2 separate regions of the Homo sapiens genome follow, and region 1 is linked to region 2. Evidence: chromatin contacts called from ENCODE Hi-C or POLR2A ChIA-PET data. All regions are on one chromosome and are shown on one strand. The core of a region is the stretch at or near the end of the contact, and the rest is flanking DNA. Distances in the headings are between cores, read along the strand shown. Region 1 has its middle 32 kb from the start of ERVFRD-1. Region 2 overlaps NEDD9 (neural precursor cell expressed, developmentally down-regulated 9).

Region 1 (6,414 bases), core at 1,846-4,345, 75 kb after region 2:
CTCTGGGGCTCTGAATTTCCCTGTTCTTATAAGGACACTAGTCATTGGATTAGGGCCCACCCTAATCCAGTATAACCTCTTCTTAATGTGATTACATCTGCAAAGACCCCATTTCCAAATAAGGTCACAGTCACAGGTTCCAGGTAGATGTGAATTTTGGAAGGACACTATTCAAGCCAGCACAAGGGGTACAGAGAGGATAGTAATCACCTGCAGGGACACATATTAAAAATACAGCTTCTTAGTCCAGACCTCCCGAGATTCTCATTCAGTGGATTTCAATAAGAAAGGGCCAAGAATCTGCACTTAGCAAGCACCCAGGTGATTCTGCATGCTGAGAACACTTGCCTAGAAGGAGGGACAAGTGAGAGATCTCCTGGAGGTGCCAATGGAAAGCCACAGGATACAGGGGACCAGGGAAGGCTGCATGGAAGAGGTGGCCCTTGAGTTAAAGGTGAGAGGTCACCAGGCAAGGTGACTGGCATTTGCAGCAGCATGGGGCAGGACTGATGGATGGATGGTGTGGGCTAGGAAGGAACCAGCCTAGAAAACAGGCCGGGGCCCTGGGCTTCTTTCTGTGTTTCATTTTTTGGTCTGGACAGGAGCAGAGGACTTGTTTTTACATGTAATCACTAATGAGTATGAGTTAACCTGACAACACTCAGTGCAAGATTTGTTATGTATTTGGGTTTGTTTTGTTTCTCAATCAAATTAAATGTGACTCTGAGTCTACTTACCAGGGTTAGTGAGACATTCAATGTAAGTCATTACTGGCAACATATCTCCCTCTCCCTAAGAGCCTGAAGGGTCCTCCACAATCCAGAAAACTTAGCAACAGCCTGCGCTCTTCAGGTTGTCAGCGCTGTCACTGAGATGCTCGTCATCCGGCCCTATGGGGTCCACCTTACTGCTCAAAGCATCACTCCCTGGGTCCAAGGTGGCCACAGAAAACATGGCTACAGTTTCCAAAGCCAGAGCTTAGCATTCAGATACCGAGTATCCGCAAGCCACCCTCATTAGAGACCTACCACCTTCCAGACTATGTGGACACGGGGTGCAGGTTTCTACTATTAACCCCTGGGAATCCAACCACATTGCTCACAGGCCACTTGCTCTTGTTAAATGCACCTTTCCTCCAAACCCTGTGCAAGTCCTCCTTGCTGGACAATCCAGATTTAGAACCCCAGTGAGCCCAAACCTGTTGAGTCCGTATGGAGTGAGGGAAAGCCAGTGCTACACCAATACTCTCTCATTAGTTTATCCAGCCAGGTATGCTCATATAAATTAGGGTTTCATCTTGTGTTTGCATTTGAATATGCGTTCATTTTCCTTTGTGCTGAATGACATACAGTGATTTGAATGCTTTAAGTATCTCCCCTTCTCTAAGCAACAAGGCAGAAGCCCAGGGTTTGCACTTATCACATCCATGGCCAAGAAATTGCACTTCAATTTCTTTACCCGTGAAGTAAGGATAAGACTTTTCCTTCCTTCCTTACCCCTCACAGAGCTGTGAAGTTCAATGAAGGCAGTATACGCGAAAGGAGTTTGCAAATGAGAGGTACTTCAACACAAAGCTTTACTATTTTAGGCCGGGCACAGTGGCTCACGCCTGTAATCCCAGCACTTTGCAAGGCCGAGGCAGGCAGATCACCTGAGGTCAGGAGTTCGAGACCAGCCTGGCCAATATGGTGAAACCTCATCTCTACTAAAAATACAAAAATTAGCCAGGAGTGGTGGCTCATGCCTATAGTCCCAGCTACTCTGGAGGCTGGGGCAGGAGAATCACTTGAACCTGGGAGGTGGAGGTTGCAGTGAGCCAGGATCACACCACTGTACTCCAGCCTGGGCACAGAACAAGACTCCGTCTCAAAACAAAATTAAAAAAAAAAAATAAACTTTATTATTTTCAAAACATCTCACCAAAGGTAGGGTTTCTCTGACTCCAACAAATAAATATGTGAGCCTTTGAATCAATCATCCTCTCCTCACTCATTTTCTGAAATGATTTGCTTTCTGGAGTTCTACACAGGGAGATAAAATTCAAATGCTATTTGGGAGCGCTCCTTTTCTCTCCAACTTCAAGCCTTCATCAGTAGGTGTCAGAGAGACTGTAAATATTGTCCCCTGACTTGGCTTTAGAGGGAGAAAAAAGATGCCCCTGTGTGGCCAGAACAATCCTGGTTTGTATCTGTTGTCCTGGCCCAATGATGTATAGTCCACTCTCCTCCCATTCACTCTCAAGTGCTCCAGTTTGATCAACAGCTTCTATGCTCGCCCCAGCCGCTTTAGGTAAAGAAGGCTAGGTAAAATGCCTATGACACAAAACAGGGTGCCACATAATTACCAAACAAATTTCCATCCAGTGACACCCTTCTAAAGGAGCACACCCCTGACCAGACCGGAATAGAAGGCGTCCTCACCTGCCAACTCTTGAAAACTGTCGCCACCTCGTGGTCACAAGCTGCTGTTCCAGCAGCACTGGACAGGATCCTTTGACCTTTGCAGAAGAGATGAAGGAGTGAAATGGACACAGAAGATGCAGAATTAGGGGGCTTGAAAAATATGTATCTCATTAACATACACTTTTGTGTTTGCTGATTAAAGAAAATCGCCACTTTCAGGAGATTCTCATTAGGCAGGAATAAGGCATCTTTTATATTTTACACTCTCAGATTCCAATAAAAAGATTGCAGGCTAAAATGTTATTTTGATATAAGTTCTACTTTATATTGAAATATTGTTTAATTAATTCAACATAGTGGGAATGGTGGCACTTAATTTAAAAAAATCCACCAACAAATGTTCAATTCTTGTCTGGGATCAGGCCACTGAGGGAAAGGAAGACTTCTCTGTGACAGTTTGTCTTTCCAGACAAACTCTTTGTCTGGAAAGGGGGCTGTGTTCAAAGAACACTTCCCTGAGAAAGTGATTTGTGTGCTGAAATTGAAAGAAGGACTGGAAGATAAGGAGAGAGAAGGCAAGTTTGTGAGTGAGGGGCACGGCCAGTGGAAGGATCCAGTGAGTAGGGTGGGGATGTCTGAGTGAGGACAGCATGTTTGCGCAACTGAACGATGACTCATGTGGCCATGAGCATGTAGAGTAAGAGGATGACGAGGCAGCAAATGAAGCCGTGCAGCATGTCACCGGCATGTCGAAGCTTTTCTACCTTTTTTCTAGGAGCAATGGGAACCTATTCACATGTTCTAAGCAAGAAGACAAATTTGAGTTGTGAAAAGCTCATTCTCGGTAACGATAAGAGAAAATACTAAAGATGGGCTGTAGTGATTTGAAACAGCCACTACTGCAGTGGCCCAAGTGAGCATTATCATGGTAGGGAATAACCGATATATGCTGGGCACACTTCTAGATGCTTTGTGTATTGACTCATTTAAGCCTTACAAAAGCCCTATGAGATAGGTACTACTATTAATACCCATTTTACAGATGAAAAAAGAGGCATACAGAAGTCTAATTTCACAGACCACAATTTATGTCTAATTTTATGACCACTACATTACCTGGCCTACAGACAGTAATAAGAAAATGGAAGAAAGTATATGGTTTCAAGAGCTACTTCAGAAGAAAAATCAACAAGACCTGATGATGTGCTGGATATAGGACATCAGAGAGTATCAAGAATGATACCCAGGCTGACGACTTAAGCCACTGGATAGGGACACTGGAGGAACACCAGGTTTGGAGAAAGTCATAAGCTTGACCTTGCAGATGCTGAGTTTAACCAGTGTTTAACTGACTGAGAAGGCAGTTGGCTCAAGAGATAGAAATATGGAGCCAGGCACAGTGGCTCCTGCCTGTAATCCCGGCACTTCGGGAGGCCAAGGTGGGTGGATCACCTGAGGTCAGGATTTCAAGACCAGCCTGGCCAACATGGTAAAACCCCATCTCTACTAAAAATACAAATATTAGCTGGGCGTGGTGGTGCAGCCTGTAGTCCCAGCTATTTGGGAGGCTGAGGCAGGAGAATTGCTTGAACCCGGGAGGCGGAGGTTGCAGTCAGCTGAGATTATGCCACCGTACTCCAGCCTGAACAAAAGAGCGAGACTGTCTCAAAAAAAAAAAAAAAAGAAGAAGAAGAAGAAGAAAGAAGGAGAGGGAGAAGATGAAGAAGAAGAAGAGGAGGAGGAGGAGGAAGAGGAAGAGGAAGAAGAAGAAGAAGAAGGTTTCTACACTTAAAAAGATGAATAAGGAGAAGGGAGGGGGACAGTGAAGTTACTGATTTCTTACTATATATTAATATGCTTGATGGGTATTTTAAAAATTAATCCTATGAGATAGATATTATCATTCCCATTTAGCAGACCAGGAAACAGGGAGGTTAAATAAATTTCCAACTGTCAAGTTATAGCATTTGGATGGGATCTCAGTTCTTCTGACTGAGATCCTAAGATCTGGATTGGCCATTTCCACTGGTCTTACGCGCACCTGGGATTATGCCCAAACTGTCCCCTCAAATACATTCCACCCCAGTGTCCAGCAGTGATTCACCATTGACTAATCCTTGTCTTTCACTTCCTGTATCTAACCAATTATCAAAACCTGTCAAATTGACTCCCATCAGTATCTCTTCAATTTGTCCCCACTACCACCAGCCTTGCAGACTCATGTCATCTTTTGCATAAACTACTGCAATAGCCTCCTGTTGGCACAATTTCTTCGAAAGTCGGATCCAAGCAACATCACTCTACAATATATGTCAGTTGAACACTTGCTCTTCAAGTTTTTTCTTTATTTTGCTTCTAGCACCTTACTATCCTTCATGTATATTCCAGTTCTCTTACCAGTCCTTCTCAGAGTCCTTAATGAACTTCTTTCACCAGTCTCTTTAAGAAATTTTTACCAACCTCTTTGAGAAATACCAATGTTCTTTAGAGGCCTGAGTCTCAGTCTGTTTTGTATTGCTATAAAGGAATGCCTGAGACTGGGTAATTTCTTTCTTTCTTGTTTTTTTTTTTTTTTGAGACGGAGTCTCGCTCTGTCGCCAGGCTGGAGAGCAGTGGCGCAATCTCGGCTCACTGCAACCTCCACCTCCCAGGTTCAAGTGATTCTCCTGCCTCAGCCTCCCAAGTAGCTGGGACTACAGGTGTGCACCACCACGCCCAGCTGATTTTTGTATTTTTAGTGGAGACAGGGTTTCACCACGTTGGCCAGGATGGTCTCCATCTCTTGACCTCGTGATCTGCCCACCTTGGCCTCCCAAAGTGCTGGGATTACAGGCGTGAGCCACTGCCCCCAGCCTCTTTTTTTTTTTTTCTTTCTTTTTAAAAAAAGGTTTATTTGGCTCTTGACTTGACTGGCTGGAAGACTGGACATCTGGTGAGGAACTCAGGCTGCTTCCATTCATGGCAGAAGGTGAAGGGGAGCCTGCATGTGCAGGATTGCATGGAGAAGAGGAAGCAGGGGTTGGGGAGGAACTGCCAGGCTTTATTTAACAACTAGCTCTCTTGGGAACTAATACAGCAAGAACTCACTCGCTACTGAGAGAATGGCACCAAGCCTTTCGTGAGGGATCTTCCCCTATGATCCAAACACTTCCTGCTAGGCCCCACCACCAACACTGGGAATCAAATGTCAACATGAGGTTTAGCGGGGACAAATATCCACACTGTTAACAGCCTTAGTTCTTTTTGTGCTGCTATAACAGAATACCTGAGACTGGGTGATTTATAAAGGACAGAAATTTATTTCTCACAATTCTGGAGGCTGAGAAGTCCAAGATCAAGGTGCTGGCAGGTTCGGTCTCTGGTTCCAAGATGGCATCTCCTTGCTATATCCTCCGCAGAGGAAGAACACTGTGTCCTCATATGGAAGAAAAGAGAGCCCACACCTGCGGATCACCTGAGGTCAGGAGTTCGAGACCAGCCTGGCCAATGTGGTGAAACCCTGTCTCTACTAAAAATACAAAAATTAGCGGGGCATGGTGGAGGGCACCTGTAATCCCAGTTACTCGGGAGGCCGAGGCAGGAGAATCGCTTGAACCCGGGAGGCAGAGGTTGCAGTGAGCCAAGATCGTGCCACTGCTCTCCAGCCTGGGAGACAGAGTGAGACTCCATCTCAAAAAATAAAAAAAAGGGATCCCATGCCTGAAAGCCTTTTTTATAGTGACATTAATCCATTCATGAGATCAGGGCCCTCATGACCTGAACACCTCCCATTAGGCCCCACCTCCCAACCCTATTGCATAAAGTTTCCAACACATGAATTTTTGGAGGGAACAAAAACATTCAAACCACAGCAGTGTCACCTTGGGTCTCTTCTTATTCCACCCCCCTACCCTGGGGAATCCTATTTTTGCATACAGCTTCAAATGCATACACATAGTGATAACACTGAGTCTGTGTTTTCAATCCATGTCCCTCATACTATTTGTACAACTGGTTATTTCTGTCTACGTAA
Region 2 (6,101 bases), core at 2,055-4,554:
AGGAAGATAAGATAGACAGGAATGGAAAAATAGGAACCTCTTTTTCTTCTTTCAAACACCTTATCAGATGTTATAACTTGTGCATTTTGACTTTGAGAAATGACATCATTTTTGGAAGTATATTGTAATATAGTAGATTGGGGTCTCCTACTCCATTAAAACTTAATTCTTATTTCTCTTCCCTGAGTACCTGGATGTTAGAGGGATTTGTCTAGACAGGCAGATAGATATGATCCAGTGCCAACACTGTAATGCTGGCTGAAATCCAGATGGTTGTTTTATTGTTAATAAAATCTATCTTGTGGGTGGGTGGGTGTCAGGCCTTCATCATTATATGGTGCCTGTCAGATTTATCTACAGACAGAACCCTGAAAACAGCTTGTGCCTGCCCCGCATTTTTGACCCCTTGCCAAGATACTGTACTGAAATCTATCAAAATCAGGCAACCTGGGACAAATGCTTCGAGATTCCAAGGCTTAATAGCAACAGTGCTGACTTCTAAGATGGAGAAGATTCTCAGGAAGGGCATCCTTGTCCGGTGGGGAAAAATTCTAGATTAAGAGGTGAACCAGATGCTAGCTCTGGCTCTGCCGCTAATCTGAGACCCTCTGGGCTGTAAAATAAGGAGATTGGGTTAGAATGGTTCCTTCTTACTCTGAAATTCTACTCTAATCAACTCTGGTCAAGGTATGGGTGACTTCTGGTTCTAATACCTATAAAAAACCTAGGTGTTCTTCCCCCTTCTTTTTTTCTTTTTCTTTTTCTTTTTTTTTTTTTATGACAGAGTCTCGCTCTGTCACCCAGGCTGGAGTGCAATGGCGTGATCTCAGCTCACTGCAACCTCCGCCTCCCAGGTTCAAGCAATTCTCCTGCCTCAGCCTCCCGAGTAACTGAAACTGCAGGTGCACACCTCCATGCCTGGCTAATTTTTTGTATTTTAGTAGAGACGGGGTTTCACCATGTTGCCCAGGCTGGTCGCAAACTCCTGAGCTCAGGCAATCTGCCCACCTCAGCCTCCCAAAGTGCTGGGATTACAGGTGTGAGCCACCGTGCGCGGCCTCCACCTTCTTTAAGATTCTCAGGAGTTGCTTCGGTAAACCCAAAGACCACAGATGAGTGAAAAAGAACTCAGCAGTCAAATTCATCTTCCACCGTGGGCCAGGAAATAATAGAAGTTGACTGTGACATTGCACGTATACACACATATATGCAAATCTGCCTACTAACTCTTTGCCCTAAGATTTTGTTGGTTACATAGTAAACAAATCCTAGCATATGAATGTGTCTGTCCAGCACGAACCCTAAATCAAGCAAGAATAGATGGCATTCATTCAAGTATGGGGAAGGAGAGGAACCCAGCTTTTGAGGAACCCCTTTGTAATTGCACAGCTATGCTGTCCATATCATGTTACCAAATCTGGTCAGAGAGAGATTTCTTTCTGAGATCCAAATATCCAAATTTGCAGTGAGCATCAGATCTTTTCACCAGTCCTCAAAAAGTAACTTCACTTTGGTATATGAGCCACCAAAATAGTGCTGGGTTCCAAATGATCCTTCATCAGACAGGATTGGCCAGTGTGGAAGAGATGTTAAGATTCCAAGCCCTGGATCTACAACCACACACAGGGCGCTGCCCCACAGCACATCCAGGGAGTATTAACAGCTTCTCTTGCCATGTCAAAGAGTACCTTCGGGAGGCAAGTATTTAATGTCACATTTCTCAAACCTTCTCCCACTCAGACATGCTCAAAAGAGAATGCTATAGCTAAAGTTCACAAAGCTGGAAAATCTAAGAAAACTTGAGGACTCGGGGCAAAGTGAATGACGTCAAGATTCGGCGGGGGGGTCCAAGATACTCCTATAAGCTTTGTAACTGTCATAGGGGTCTAGAAGAAGCACTTCCCAGAAAATAAAAATTACTGCCTGAAATGCAGTCTGGGTGCCACAGGAGGCCTTGTGGGAAATGTTGAACACCTCTCAGCAGTGGGCAGAAGGATGCCAGGGATTAGTGGGACAAAGTGGGGTCCTGCTTTTGCCTTTCTGTGAGCTCCATTCAGCTCACCTAGTGAAAAGTGTGTCAGAACACAGTCGACAAATAGTACTGGGAAAAAATTAGCATATCTTATATTATATCATAACTTATCATATCTTCTGTCTCCTGTATTGAAAGCTTCATGCCTGTGACTTCATAATCTCAAGAGGAACCAACTCAAAAAATTCGACATTCCAGATCTTCAGATGCAAGAACCTAAGTGTAAACCAAGTATTCTGAGAATTAAAATCCTGACACTTACAGATATCCATGTTTTCTGACTATGGCTGTTTCCTTCTCTGGGGAAAGCCCACATCCCCCTCTATCCCAAAGGTGATGGTGGGAAGGAAAGGAGAAATGTAGCCAAAATGGTTTGCAGTTCTCAGACCAAAGCCGGTTTTCGTCAGTATGCACAAAAGCACGTGAGCCTTTCTTTCTCTTCCCTGTTGTGCCCTGAGACTGACCTTGACAATGTTCATCCCTCAGCTGCCTGCCTTAGGACTGACTTCCTTGATGATGGCCATTTCCTTGAATGTGTCTGTTTCTCAGGGTCTGTCCTCTGCATGCATGCATTTGCGCATGCAGGCATGCAAACCCACAAGAGTCCAGGCTAAAGTTTTGGGGGATTGGGTACAGGAAAATCATGTCATTGAGAATGGGGCAACCCTGAGGCCATGGCAGGATCCCCTGCATGACAAATATAGAATGAAGTAAAAATAATCAGAGGAAGCCGGGCCATTGATGATGCTATCAGTCTTAGTGGGGTGATACACCAGACATTCTGTCTCATTTCTCTTCAAACGACCGCATGAGTGGTCATGGAAACTACAAGTCACACCTCTCCGTATTTGGAAAAGCAGATCGTTTCTCTGACATAGGAGTAATAAGCTTTCTTGACATTTTGATAGCAGTGAGGGAAGGGAAAAAAGGCAGGGAGGAGTTGGAGGTGGGGTGAGGGGTAGAAGCCGTCATGTGTCCTAGAGCTCTCTGTACCAGCGTTCTGGTCAACTGTACAGTATTTTCTTCCCACTCCTCAGGCATAGCTTGGGAACCAGGAACAGCAGAACCCAAGTGGTCTGGCAAAGTGTTTGAATGGTGCTCTGTCACCTAGTGCCAAAAGCAGATTGCTACACTGAAGGGAGAAAGGCTCTTAAAAGAGACCATTGTGTTTAATCTCACTGGGATGGTCAGTTCCTCTTGGCCTTCCTGTTTGCTCCGTAGTTGCGAACACTAGTTTCAGGGGGGTCAGGCTCCCGATCTGCGTCATTATCCTGTTTAAATAGGGAGGGGCAGGCCCTTTCCTGCTGTCTGTCTCCCATAGTCTCTGGCTGTGAGGCTTGAGTGACTTGGACATGACATTTCTCTTTCTGGTTCATTCATTTTCCCCACTTCCATCTGAAAATTCTAACCAAATGTCTTGCTGAATTCTCTAAGTACAACAATTTCACCCTCCCTGCAGACAATGAGGAAATCAGAGTCCAGAATCCATTTCAACTTAGCAAACATTTACTGAGTCTATATTTTGTTTCGGATACTGGGGTAAAGTTCTGGAAATGCAAAAGGAATTTGCATCTCTGAACTTAAGGAGTTCACAGTCTTGAACAGGGCAATCCAAGTTGTACTGTAAAGAAATAGTATGATCGAGAACTGGGAAAGGAAACAGCCTTTGAATAGATACCCATTCTGGTTAAATGGAAGATGGGTTTCGAGGGAGGAAGGAATTTAATGCAGGAAAGCCAATTGGGAAGCAATTTCTGTGCTACAGAAAAAAAAAAAAAAAAAGTTGCTGAAGACCTGAATGAAGGGTGGCAGTGAGGTGGAAAGCAGGGCCCCAGATGGGTTGCAGGTCATGAAGAGACACAGCAAACCTCTGCGGCTCTTACTGCACAGCTGTGTGCATGCTGTTAACCAAGCAAAGCAAAGCAGGAGAAAAAGGTGTTTGCACTTGCTTTTAGAGAGGAAGATGCCCATTAGACTGGATATAAGGGACTGGAATGCAGAAGAAATATCCAGCGAAGACTATGGCTTTAGGAATTATCTGTGTGTTCAGATGCCATCCTCCTGTAGAGCGTAAGCACATAGCTGAGAAGAGGAAAGTGCAAAGGACAAATCTCTTTGGAACATGATCACTTTAGGGATGGGAAAAAGATTTAGTCTCCAGTGGAGAATAAGGATGAGAGTGGTCAAGAGAAGACAGAGAACGAAAAAGTGGTATCGTGGAGGCCAGAAGAAGACAGTTTCAAGGAAGCTTGGGCTGGGGATCAAGGCTAGAGGCTGCTGCAATCAGGGTTCCCTCAGATAGGGCTCATGATCCTAAATGCTGATTTGCAATCCTGATTAGAGCCACAGCTTGTGTTGCACCTGTATTTCACTTGACTAAATTCTGTCCTAATTCTAGACCTGAAGACAAGAGGCCTGAATTCCTGTCTCAGCTCTAAGACTTTCTTGCCAGGTGAGCTGGCAAATCATTAACTTCTTGAGGCTCATTTTTTTCTTTTGTAAAGTGAAAGGGTTGGACGGTAATTGTTTAAAGTTCCTTCTGGCTTTCAAGTTCTGTGCCCTAACTGTTTTGGTGTTTTGCCAAGCTCTAGCTGCACTGCTAACTGCCAGCCTTTGGAGACTAACCATCCAAGTGAATATAGAGTTACATAGCTCTCTTATCTCTCCTTGATTTGTTTCTGTGTTGACCTTCCCTACCCTGGAGATAAATATCCAAGGGGGTGAGTGGGCAGGAGAAAGAGTACATCTTGAGTAGATTAAACTGCCTCTCTGGGGTTTTTCTAAGATAGCAGATCATCAGCTTCTGACTTTGTGGCTCAAGGAATCACACCTTTGCACTGAAGGAGAGGATCCCTCCACTTCCTTGCCAGAAGAATTCATTCTTGATTTTCCTATTACGACTGATGTGCACTTTTGAATGAGATGGTTTATGGTCCAGCTGAAATTCATTTGGCTGTTATGGTCTTACTGAAACCTTGCACCAACACCAAATCTTTTCGAAAGTCCAACTCCTGCCTCATGCCTTTTCCTACCTGCTGATGTATTATCTGTGTTGGAATCTGATGACATTTATCCATAATTTATCAAGTAGTATCATTATTAATATGTTGTCTCAGAAGTTCCCTTGAATGCAACCAATGGTTTCACTATTGCTGTTTGTAGGCAGATACTCAACAAGAGGTTGCAGTGACAAGAACTCATTCATAATTCAGAAATATACTGCTTTAAGATAACAGTTCTTCTGAAATGTAATCCTGAGCAAGATAAATATCAGATAGGTACAAAACATATATAATAGCATCATTGGAATAGGACCAAGCCTGGACTGCAAATGGAAAGGAGGCAAGGCGGGGAGGGAGCCTGAAGCCCAAGGGCCATCTAGCAAATTAAATAAAACATCACCATAGCTTACCAAAGACCGGGAAACTAAGGCCCAAAGGGATGCTGTTGCCTGGCAAAGTAACACAGCTAGAACCTAAGACCGCAAATATCCAATTTATTCCATAGACACAAAAAGAAGAACCGCTCCTCTTCAGAACTTTATCATATAATGGAACTGAGCCCAGTAACAAGGATGCTGCGTGGCTGAGCTAAGGTAGCTTAAAGTTCTGGAAAGAGGATTAAACTGAAAGAACGCAATTCTCTTTCCATCGCTGCCAATAGTGTGGTCTTGGGCAAATGATAAACTTCAAATCTATTTCCTCATCTGTGACACAAGGGCATTGTGTCCAGGTGATCTCTAAAGGTCCCTGGAGCCGTAAGCTTCGGTTTAGGAGAGTGGCTGGATGTAGACATTGGCTCTCTGTAGCTTGCGCAGATATTAAATAACTCATACTCCTGTTCGGCCAAGGCTGAGAATATGTATCGGTGTGTGAATAGGCTGGTGCCGGGGTCCTGGCTACTAACAGCACTGACAAGCTGTGCCTGAAACCTAATCTCTATGGGCACTGAGGAGGACTGCTGGGAAGTCCTGACAACCAGTCAGGAGGACTCACCTGCGGTGCCCACATTAGCCCAGACTGTGGGGCTCTGAGAGTTTCCCCCAAGAAGCAGCTCACAGGCCAGTGTA

The links. A loop is a pair of places that touch in the nucleus more often than their neighbours do. ChIA-PET counts read pairs that join two places held with the same protein, here RNA polymerase II (POLR2A). Pooled maps may share reads with other maps.
Region 1: a loop to region 2 is called in a map of Calu3, with 3 times the contacts of the local background. The contact joins two enhancer-like sites. A Hi-C loop is called at or near these places in 6 of 168 maps with a recorded cell type or tissue (CD14-positive monocyte, Calu3, HepG2 and 3 more) and 5 of 50 pooled maps. POLR2A ChIA-PET finds 5 or more read pairs at or near these places in 5 of 52 experiments (H1, MCF 10A, activated CD4-positive, alpha-beta T cell and 2 more).

What each region holds. Positions count from the first base shown.
Region 1 is chr6:11,140,577-11,146,990 of GRCh38, reverse strand. No RefSeq gene overlaps it. Among named protein-coding and RNA genes, the nearest start is that of ERVFRD-1, 32 kb to the right of the region's middle. RefSeq lists an enhancer at 2,517-2,566. Within about 2 kb of position 3,095, at least 4 of the 41 ENCODE cell types and tissues checked have a DNase peak (open chromatin) inside an H3K27ac peak, as active enhancers do; they include CD14-positive monocyte, where a contact is called at or near this core.
Region 2 is chr6:11,216,059-11,222,159 of GRCh38, reverse strand. All of the region lies in intron 1 of NEDD9 (neural precursor cell expressed, developmentally down-regulated 9), which reads left to right. LOC124901256 (a long non-coding RNA gene) reads left to right here. Exons shown (of 2, transcript XR_007059449.1): 2 at 2,171-2,299. Among named protein-coding and RNA genes, the nearest start is that of NEDD9, 14 kb to the left of the region's middle. Within about 2 kb of position 3,304, at least 21 of the 41 ENCODE cell types and tissues checked have a DNase peak (open chromatin) inside an H3K27ac peak, as active enhancers do; they include CD14-positive monocyte, where a contact is called at or near this core.